Linked DNA regions of Homo sapiens: region 2 is linked to region 1. Evidence: read pairs that join two places in POLR2A ChIA-PET (ENCODE). Cell type or tissue: PC-9. All regions are shown on one strand. Each heading gives the region's core, and the rest is flanking DNA. Links, peaks and the distances in the headings are about the cores only. Region 1 overlaps GID4 (GID complex subunit 4 homolog). Region 2 overlaps LLGL1 (LLGL scribble cell polarity complex component 1).

Region 1 (5,363 bases), core at 309-5,308:
AAACCCCATCTCTACCAAAAATATAAAAATTAACCAGGCATGGTGGCACACACCTGTAATCCCAGCTATTCGGGAGGCTGAGGCAGGAGAGTCACTTGAACCTGGGAGGCGGAGATTGCAGTGAGCTGAGATCATGCCATTGCACTCCAGCCTGAGCAACAAGAGCAAGACTTTGTCTCAAAAAATAATAATAAAATAAATCTATGTGACAAAATCTATGACTTAATATCTCTGTGTCTTGATTTTTTATTTAAGATGTTTTCTTATCAAATTAACACATGCTTGTTTAAAAATATTTGAAAAAATAGAAAAGCTGGAGGAAAAGGAGTCATCTATGGCAACACCTAAAACTAAAATAGCTGTTAACCTCTTCCTGAATCTCTTTTGGGTATACAGTGTATACTTGTTTTTTGTCTTTTTTTTAAAAAATGGGATCATAAAATACAGTTTTGTAACCTATTCCTAATCTCCTGTTGTAAATGTAGTCAGCCCTCCATATATGTGGGTTCTGTATCTGTGGATTCAACCAGCCACAGTTTGAAAATATTTGAAAAAAAAAATTGCATCTGTACTGATGATGTATAGATTTTTTTTTTTTGAGACAGAGTCTCGCTCTGTTGCCCATGCTGGAGTGCAGTGGCACGATCTCGGCTCATTGCAAGCTCCGCCTCCCGGGTTCACGCCATTCTCCTCCTCAGCCTCCCAAGTAGCTGGGACTACAGGCGACCACCACCACACCCAACTAATTTTTTCATATTTTTAGTAGAGACAGGGTTTCATCGTGTTAGCCAGGATGGTCTTGATCTCCTGACCTTGTGATCTGCCTGCCTTGGCCTCCCCAAGTGCTGGGATTACAGGCGTGAGCCCCCACACCCAGTGGATGTATAGATTTTTTGTTCTTGATATTTTTCCCTGAACGATACAGTATAACCACTATTCACTTAGTATTTACATTGAATTAGGTATTATAAGCAATCTAGAGATGCTATAAAGTATAGGGGAGGATGTGTGTAGGTTATCTGCAAATACTGCACTGTTTTATATCTGGGACTTAAGCATCTGCAGATTTTGGTATTCATGGGGGTCCTGGAACCAATCTCTCGCAGATATCGAAGGACAAGGCTATCATGTGTTTCTAGTGTCTGCTTAGCTAGCTGGCCCAAGCCCCTAGATCATGCAGAGACACAAGCTTCACAAAGCCCTCTTCTCTGAGACTGGGCAGGCTGTTTCTAAGCTGTTTTGCATGGCTCTTTTTGCTACTTCGGATTTACTTGCAGAGGTCTTCTCATTAATTTTTCTTAGCTTTCGTCTGTTTATTTTGTCTGTCTGTTCACCATTCCCATCCTTTGGCCTTTTCCTCAGCCATGTTAACAAGGCAGGTGTAGGGCAGTGGGGCCCCAGCTGGAGTCCAGGTATCTGCCCCAGGGTTGAGTCTGCATTCAATGGGGTGACCATAGGGCCCCATCTGTTACTTGGTCTTAGCTGCCCTTTTGGGAGCCACGTCCCTAGCTGTCATGCCTTGGGAAGGTGAGTTTACCTGGGCACATAAGCATAGTTCTGAGAGCAGCCTCTCCTTCTCTCAGTCAATCGGCACACTCTCTTTTCTGCTTTCAGGGCAAGTTTCTGGCTTTTTATCAGTATGCAAAATCATTTAACTCAGATGACTTTGATTATGAAGAGCTGAAGAATGGAGACTACGTCTTCATGAGGTGGAAGGTAAGTTCCCACCAGGTGGCCCTCCAGACTCCCAGCAAGCCAGGCCCTGTATCGCACCTACATATTCACTCTAACCAAGGGCTCCCCATGTCCAGTGCTCGTCACAGCTGGTTGTCATGGCAAAGTCTTCATGGCAGGGTCTTTGCACGCCTATAAAAAGTGGGCCCAGCTCCAGGGCACGCACTGGTTAACTGCCGATGTCCCAGACAGCTCCTCCTCGCTGTGCTTTTGGTGGGTAGCAAGTGGATTTGGGCCTAGGTGGCTGCCTCTAACATTGTCTTCTCCCTTTCCTTTCTCCCACCCAAGAATCTTGTTGAACCCCCAAGTTGAATCACTCCAAGTGTTCTGTGGATTCAAGGCAGAGCCAAACTTGCTTTGAACTTAGTCATCAGTTGTACCCAGATCCCTCTACAGGCTTAAACACCATCCGTGGGCCAGGTGCCCTCCACCACATCCTTTTCCCAGAGCTCAGGAAAGTCTCACCTCCTCTACTTCCCTCCAGCTCAGGAAATGAGGGACCGGGAATGGAACACGGGTTTTTGACTCAGCAGACCTCAGAGAGCCCCACCTGACTGACTTGATGGATTGGCTTTTAGCTGCGAGGTCATTTGTGCTCCCTGCTTTGATAACGTGATATTTACAGCCCCAGAATAGCAAAATCAGGAAGCCAGTTTGTTAAATAACTTTGAGAACATACCAACCCCTAGTCCCCAGTCTGCAGGGAAAAAGTCGTTTTATCTTGAAATCTTGTCAGCTTTCATAAAGATGAATCATATTGAGTTGCCTTTCCTGGTCTTTATTTTGCATAGCTAACCACTTTAGGAAGTGGGGATCGGCCGGGCGTGGTGGATCACACCTGTAATCCCAGCACTTTGGGAGGCTGAAGCAGGCAGATCATGAGGTCAAGAGATTGAGACCATCCTGGCCAACATGGTGAAAACCCATCTCTACTAAAAAATACAAAAAATTAGCCGGGCATGTTGGCATGCCCCTGTAGTCGCAGCTACTCAGGAGGCTAAGGCAGGGGAATCACTTGAACCTGGGAGATGGAAGTTGCAGTGAGCTGAGATCACGCCACTGCACTCCAGCCTGGCGACAGAGCAAGACTCCATCTCAAAAAAAAAAAAAAAAAAAAAAGAAATGGGGATCACTGGGCGCGGTGGCTCATGCCTGTAATCCCAGCACTTTGGGAGGCCAAGAGAGCCAGATCACGAGGTCAGGAGTTCGAGACCAGCCTGGCCAATGTGGTGAAACCCCGTCTTTACTAAAAATACAAAAATTAGCCAGGTGTAGTGGTGCACGCCTGTAATCCCAGCTACTCGGGAGGCTGAGGCAGGAGAATCACTTGAACCCAGGAGGTGGAGGTTGCAGTGAGCCAAGATTGCGCTACTGCACTCCAGGCTGGGTGACAGAGCAAGACTCTGTCTCACCAAAAAAAAAAAAAAAAAAAAAAAGAAGTGGGGATCACCACTCTTCCAGTAGGTTGCCAGATGCAGAGAGTAAACAGGGAACAGTATGCTCACGAGCTTGCCATCTAGCGGGAAACATGTCAACTAAACAACCTGTTAAAGGAAGTTTATTGTTTGAATTTTGTTTGTTTTGAGACGGAATCTCACTCTGTTGCCCAGGCTGGAGTGCAGTGGCACAGTCTTGGCTCACTGCAACCTCCGTCTCCCAGGTTCAAGCAAGTCTCCTGCCTCCGCCTCCTGAGTAACTGGGACTACAAGCGCGTACCACCACGCCTGGCTAATTTTTGGGTTTTTTTGTTTGTTTGTTTGTTTTTTGAGACAGTCTCACTCTGTTGCCCAGGCTGGAGTGCAATGGCGCGATCTCGGTTCTCTGCAACCTCCCCGTCCCGTGTTCAAGCAATTCTCCTGCCTCAGCCTCCCAAGTAGCTGGGATTACAGGTGCCCGCCAACATGCCCTGCTAATTTTTTGTATTTTTAGTAGAGACGGGTTTTCGCCATATTGGCCAGGCTGGTCTCAAACTCCTGACCTCAGGTGATCCACCCACCTCAGCCTCCCAAAGTGTTGGGATTGCAGGCATAAGCCACCACACCCGATCTGAATTTTAAAATTAATTTTAAAAGCCACAATTTTAGAAGTTGAATAAGGAATGGGAGGGTGTCTTAAATTTGTTTAAAAAGCAATGGGCTTGTTTTGCCTCCAAAGAATGTCTCAGAGTGGCTCATCTGTGGTCCTTTAGTAGACCACCTGAGGCCCTGGAGCTTCTGACCTCATCTCTCTGGGAAAGTAGGTGCCAGGACCTGGGTTTCCAGCTTTCAGCTCCAGCAGAGGTGGCAAGCTTGCCTCTCTCCTAAGGTCCCTGGTAAAGAACAGTACCGTTCTGACTGCTTTTGACAAGGCGTCAAGCTCTTGGAGGGGGTGTCACAGGGGCTACTGGCAACTGCTTTGCACTCAGAATGGTCCACAGACCTACAGAAGCGACTCACTGTTCTAGATGTTATCAAGCATCTGTTGACAGTTCTGAGAACTGGAGCAGAAACTTCGCTCTTCCCAGGTTGATTGTCTGTGGTCTCTGAAAGATAGAGAGGCAGGCAGACAGGCAGGTGAGTAGGTATTGATTTATATATTAGATGTTTCGGCCATGGTACCTTCTCTGAATTGCTGATCCTAGTGAGCTCAAGACACAGTTTGTCACTTTAGTATATAGAATACTCCAGGAGCACATGGACGCTTTTTAGAAGTCAGGCTGAGACCCCACGGGCCCGCCATCACCCAGCAAGTCTAGGTTAGACTATGAGATCCTATATTTTTCTCGAGTGGTCCTTAGAACCCCCTGATGCTTAACAGGGAGGCCCCGTGGGTGGTCAGAGAATGCTATCTGTTACTGACCCTCTTCATCTGTGTGCAGGAACAGTTTCTGGTCCCAGATCACACGATCAAAGACATCAGTGGTGCTTCTTTTGCCGGGTTCTACTACATCTGCTTTCAGAAGTCAGCAGCCTCCATAGAGGGCTACTACTACCATAGGAGTTCAGAATGGTGAGGACCTCTGAGGACAGAGGCCACGGGGAGGGCTTGCTGCCCAGCTGGCTCTCCCTTGGCTCATCAAACCCAAAAGCAACATCTTAGCCTGTCTCTGTATAGATTCTGTGCTTTATTTGGATGCTGAGAGCTTATTTCAGTGATCTCAGTTGCTCACAATAAGGCCTTATCCCTATGCACAGAGCAGAGTAAATGAGATGAAAATGAATTATAGGTGAAAGAACTCATTTCTAAGCACTTTTAAGCAATACTGTATTTTTGGCAATGTTTATCTCAATCTTGCTGGTTTTTATTTAATCCTTGCAAATTGAATTAGTAACTAAAATGTGAATTGATCCAGTACTGGACAATGTGAATTTTGCTGTCAGCAGCTTTTTAAATTTTGTGGCTGCATTCCTTAGAGTTGGTCCGACATGCACTTGATTTAAGGCTCATGACCTGGGGGCCTGTGAGTGGACAGTCCTGTCCAGTGTGTCACCAATAGTAAAGGACTGAACTCTGCCTGAATGCTAACTTTTGCCACCTTTTGAGGGATTCTCCTGCCTCCTTGCTGCTTTTTAAGCACCTTGCTGTCCCCGGAGGGCAAACCATGTGATAAAATGCCTGATTTCCTCTCTGAAGGTAAAAATTCTTTCTTT
Region 2 (5,363 bases), core at 235-5,234, 170 kb after region 1:
AATGTGTCAGTGCTGGGAAAGGGGAGGGTGTGGGATGGGGGTCTCCTCACCCCAGGACTGGGGGCACTGATCAGGCAGGGATGGGACTCTGAGCCTGTGGTTTGTGAGCTCTTTGCCTACTCTGGGGAGTGTGGATGGGCTGAGATGTCCCCTTCTCTCCCATGGCCCCAGCGGCCTCTGTTGGTGAGTGTGGCAGTGCTCTGGGCCCCACATGCTCCGCTGCCTGGCCTGCTGCTCCCACTCCTGTGGGTGCTGCGCTGCGTGCGCACATGTGTCCCTGCAGCCTTCAGGTGTCCCTCCTGTGTTGGGGTCTCCAGTGCACTTGTCCTCAGGCTCAAAAAGAACCTGAAGTGCAGATGAGGAGACTGAGCCTCAGAAAGGAGGCTGGAGCCCGGGGTCCTCTTCCCTTTTTCCCCTGACTGCCACTGCCTGGAGCCCCTTGGGTTGGGAAACTGAGGCTGGAGAGGGCCAGCCCTGGTCACTAGAAGCTGCCCCTCCCCCTGCCAGGCCAGCCCCATCTCCTTGACGACCCTGGTTCCCGCCCAGCTGCTCCTGTCCCCTCTTTTGTCCCTTCTTCGGAGTTTCTCGCCAGGCTCCTGTAGGGAATCTGAGCTCAAGCTCCAGGCAACGGCTCCTGTGTTGTCACCGGGGCAACGTTGCTGACTCCTCCCTGCACCCTCTGTCATGGGGCCCCCTCAGGCCCTGCTGTCCACCATCAGCCCTGGAGTTGCCGGGACTCAGGCACTGACACTGGGCACTTCAAGCAGGTCATCCACCCCCTCCAAGTCTGTGTGCTCATCTGTGAAATGGGCAGGCTGGAGTCTCTCCTCCCTCATGATGGCAGTTGTTGGCTGCCTGCTTTGGAGGGAGGTGGGTTTTTTTTGTTTTGTTTTGTTTTTTTGAGATGGAGTCTTGCTCTTTGTTGCCCAGGCTGGAGTGCAGTCGCACAGTTTTGGCTCACTGCAACCTTTGCCTCCCGGGTTCAAGCAGTTCTCTGCCTCAGCCTCCCAAATAGCTGGGATTACAGGTGCCTGCCAGCATGCCCGGCTAATTTTTGCGTTTTTAGTAGAGACGAGGTTTCACCATCTTGGCCAGGCTGGTCCTCAACTCCTGACCTTGTGATCTACCTGCCTCGGCCTCCCAAAGTGCTGGGATTACAGGAGCGAGCCACCGTGCCCAGAGGAGGTGGGTTTTCTTACCCATGGCTGAAGTTTGGCCTGAAGCTGTGGGAAAAGGCAGCCTGGACTCTTCTGCCCCCTGGCTTTCTTGTCCAGGCCTGGCCTTGCACCTCTGGCCTGCCTGATCCCATCCGGCAAGGCGCAGCTCCCAGAACCCATAGACACACGGAGCTGAAGTGGAGCGGAGCCCCATCCTCTCACCAGGCTGAGGCCAAGCCTGCTGGGTGTGTTTATTCTCACTTGATCTGCAACAGTCCTGTAAAGTGGGAGTCACTGGCCCAATTTACGGGAAGTGAAGGTCCTATAGCAGCACCTGACTTGCAGGAGTGAGTGGAGCCTGCACACTGATCTTGGGGATACTGTAGGGGTGCAGAGTGGGAGCTTTAGGGAGGGGGCCTCCGTTCTTCAGGGAGGACTCCTGGATGGTCAGGCCCATGCCGGGGCCCACTGGAATAGTCCGGGTCAAGGAGGAGCCTTGGGTGTCTTCCTCACTGTGGTTTGCTGGTCTATGCCTATTTCCACCTTGACCTGCCACCCTCAGCTATGGTGCACCTGGCGTGGAGTTCACAGGCCTGCACCGGGATGCAGCCACTGTCACACAGATGCACTTCTTGACCGGCCAGGTGAGCCTCTGCTTCCCACTAGCCAGCTCCCTGTGGCCCCCATATCTACTCATCCCCCTAGGCCAGCCTAGTTTTCATCTCTGCTCACACACCAGGGCCGCCTCCTGTCCCTGCTTGATGACAGCAGTCTGCATCTCTGGGAGATTGTCCACCATAATGGCTGTGCCCACCTGGAAGAAGCACTCAGTTTCCAGCTGCCCAGCCGGCCCGGCTTTGATGGTGCCAGGTACTGGAGAACTTGGCTGGGGCCAGCCACCGGGCAGGGAGGATCTGGGGGAGGCTGTGGGAACCTGCTGTGCAAAGGCAGCATGGAGATGGGCAGCGGTTCAGGGCGGGATGCCTTGAGCTGGGCCTGGGTCCCAGGCTGCAGCTGTTGGACCCTGCTTTACTGAGGTATACTCTGAACTTTTCAGGTTAAATGGGAGGTTTGGGTTGAGTCCGACGTGAGCAGGTAATTAACATTGTGAGCAGCAGGAGGTACATGCATTATATGCCAAACTTCTAGGACCTGAGGCCTGGCACTACACTTACTGCAATGATGGGGGTGTCTAGGGGTTTGGGGCAGGGCCTAAGCCAGTTAGTAACAGGAAGGGTCCCCTGGCCTCTTCAGTTGTGGGTGGGAGACAGGCCTTTCTGTGCATAGGCAGGGTTGAGGGCAAGGAGGGTCCCATGGGCTGTGCTTGGTAAGGCGCTGGCAGCATGCCCCAGCTGAGTGAGAGTGTGGGGCATCTCTCTCCCCAGCCCTGCCTGAAATAGCTGGAAAAGGGGAGTACCAACCCAGGGATGGATTCCTGATGCCTCCCAGCTTCTGCAGATGGGGGTATCTGGGGCCCTCCTGCGAAGTCAGGAGATGTCTGAGCGCTGGCAGCGGGATTCCTAGGAGGGGCTCAGCGGGGAGCTCCTGGTCCTGGCTTGGGCAGTGCCCTGGTTCCTGCTGTCCTCTCCTGGTGGGTGGGAGGAGCTGGGAGCCCAGTCTGCAAGACCTAGGGACCCTATTTTTATCCATCTCCCTGCTGACATCCTGATGAATAATTGAGCGGGCTGATGATGATGCATGTCTTCCTGGGGTGGCTCTGTAAGTAGGCCCTGGTGAGTGCTGTGGGGCCAGTGATGAGTTATCAGCAGTGGCCCAGCCCCTCACACCCCACCTGAGCAGGTGGATGGGCTTGTACCCTCACTCCCTTCCCCTTGTTCCCTGCAGTGCTCCGCTCAGCCTTACCCGAGTCACAGTGGTCCTGCTGGTGGCTGCCAGCGACATAGCAGCCCTGGGCACTGAGGGCAGCAGTGTCTTCTTCCTGGATGTTACCACCCTGACCCTGCTCGAGGGGCAGACGCTTGCCCCAGGCGAGGTTCTGCGCAGGTAAGAGGCCGGTGGGCTTCCCAGCACCCACTGTGTGCCCGGGAAGTTCTGCTGGCTCACCTGCCTTCCTCCACAGCGTGCCAGACGACTACCGCTGTGGGAAGGCACTGGGCCCCGTGGAGTCACTCCAGGGACACCTGCGGGACCCCACAAAGATTCTCATTGGCTACAGCCGGGGCCTGCTGGTCATCTGGAACCAGGCCTCGCAGTGTGTGGACCACATCTTCCTGGGGAACCAGGTATGTAGGTGAGGCCTGTGTCCCCTCAGCCTGGGCCCCTTGTGCATGCCCACCATGGCTCATGCCTGCCTGCCTGCCTGCCCCTGCCTGCCCGCAGCAGCTGGAGAGCCTATGCTGGGGGCGTGATAGCAGCACTGTGGTCAGCTCACACAGCGATGGCAGCTATGCTGTCTGGTCTGTGGATGCCGGCAGCTTCCCAACGCTGCAGCCCACGGTAGCCACCACACCTTACGGTGAGTGCTGGGGACACCTTAGCCAGAGGGTGGTGATGGGAGGGGGCACCACTGAGCCAAGCCAAACTGGCTGAGGAGGGACTTCCCCGAGGGGGTGGTCTGGGGGCAGTGTGTCTCCCGCCGACTTCCCGGGGAGGCAGGAGGCAGCTGTAAGGTAGAGAGCAGTGGAGGGCAGAGCAGGAATGGCAGAATTGCTAAGAACCACCAGTGAGTCTGGTCTGACGCTGTCCCACCCCTCAGGCCCCTTTCCCTGCAAGGCCATTAACAAGATTCTGTGGCGGAACTGTGAATCTGGGTAGGTCGAGGGAGTGGGTGTCCGATGTGAGTTGGGTCTGGCTAGGGGGCTGGAAGGGTGGGCTCTCCCTAGGTTGTGCAGTATGTGCTCTGGACCCAAGTGGTTCATGGCTCGCACACCTCCCTCTGCACATAGGGGCCACTTTATCATCTTCAGCGGTGGCATGCCCCGTGCCAGCTATGGTGACCGCCACTGTGTAAGTGTGCTTCGAGCCGAGACATTGGTGACGCTGGACTTCACTTCCCGCATCATCGACTTCTTCACAGTGCACAGCACACGGCCCGAGGATGGTGCGTGCCCTGCCGTACCCTACCCTTTCCCAGCCCCACCTGGTGCCCTCTGCCACCTATGGCTGTGCTCACCCCATACTCCCTCCGTCCCACAGAATTTGATGACCCCCAGGCCCTGGCTGTGCTGCTGGAAGAGGAGCTGGTGGTGCTGGACCTGCAGACTCCTGGCTGGCCAGCTGTGCCTGCCCCATACCTGGCCCCGCTGCACTCCTCTGCAATCACTTGCTCGGCCCACGTGGCCAGTGTCCCCGCCAAGCTGTGGGCCCGCATTGTGAGCGCTGGCGAGCAGCAGAGCCCCCAGCCTGTCTCCAGTGCCTTGGTGTGTGCGGCGATCAGGGGGGTCTTACAGGGTGGAGTCTTGAGGAGGGGGAGAGTTTCAGTTCTAAGCCCGGAGGTCAGAATGTGCCATACTCGGGGTGAGAGGGAGAAGATGTTCGTCCTAACCTTGTGCATACATCTCTGCCACCCCCTCCCAGAGCTGGCCCATCACTGGGGGCCGAAACCTGGCCCAGGAGCCGTCACAGCGAGGGCTGCTGCTGACGGGGTAGGTGTGCGTGCTTATGTGGGTGAGTGGGCCCCTTGCTGTTGGGGGAGAGCCCATCCTGGGCCTGGTGGGTGCAGAGGTGCCAGGAGACTCAGGCCTGGCCCCTGGTGGGACCAGGTAGTTCCTCCTTGCCCAAGGTGGTTTGGAATGAAACCTCCCTGGACCTTGGTTCAAGGTGCTGCCCTGATCTGCCTTTTGGCCTGGAACTGAGCTCTACCAAACCCCAGGGCTCCACCCGCCCAGCCTGCCTGCCCTGGGACTGGAAAATCTGGGCTGGCCCACGCTGAGCTGCCCAGGGAAGGTGCCAGAGAGCCCAGCGTGGGCCTGGCGGGCGCTGACGTGCCCAGTGACTCAGGTCTCAACTTCCTGCCCTGCCCCCACTCCCGCCTGTGCTGGGACCCTCAGGCCTCTGACTCTGGTGTGCCCTTCCCTGCTGAAGAGCTTGCCGTGGCTTTCAGGGCTGCTGGAATGAGTCTCAACCACCCCCACAGTCACACACCTCTCACGCCCTGGCTCTGGGCTTTCACCACCGCCTGGGGCCCTGCTTGGACTCTGCAGCTGTGTCCCAAGGCTGCGCCCTAGATTTGTCTACTCCTTCCCC

What was found. ChIA-PET counts read pairs that join two places held together with the same protein. Peaks named below come from ENCODE experiments on the same cell type or tissue, not always from the same donor. Only the 100,000 strongest peaks of a DNase experiment are listed, where the experiment ranks them.
Region 2: POLR2A ChIA-PET joins it to region 1 with 6 read pairs; 1 of 35 experiments calls an interaction of 5 or more read pairs at or near these places.

The regions. Positions count from the first base shown.
Region 1 is chr17:18,057,254-18,062,616 of GRCh38, forward strand. GID4 (GID complex subunit 4 homolog) reads left to right here. Exons shown (of 6, transcript NM_024052.5): 4 at 1,615-1,716; 5 at 4,592-4,722. Among named protein-coding and RNA genes, the nearest start is that of GID4, 21 kb to the left of the region's middle. In PC-9, for the core only: no CTCF peak of the experiment used is centred there; a DNase peak (open chromatin) is centred at 2,448; H3K27ac peaks cover 457 bases.
Region 2 is chr17:18,230,776-18,236,138 of GRCh38, forward strand. It overlaps LLGL1 (LLGL scribble cell polarity complex component 1), which reads left to right. Exons shown (of 23, transcript NM_004140.4): 3 at 1,720-1,801; 4 at 1,897-2,027; 5 at 3,003-3,161; 6 at 3,238-3,400; 7 at 3,498-3,633; 8 at 3,874-3,928; 9 at 4,064-4,218; 10 at 4,314-4,537; 11 at 4,695-4,762. Among named protein-coding and RNA genes, the nearest start is that of LLGL1, 7.8 kb to the left of the region's middle. RefSeq lists enhancers at 1-579, 580-1,413. In PC-9, for the core only: no CTCF peak of the experiment used is centred there; a DNase peak (open chromatin) is centred at 5,226; H3K27ac peaks cover 1,047 bases.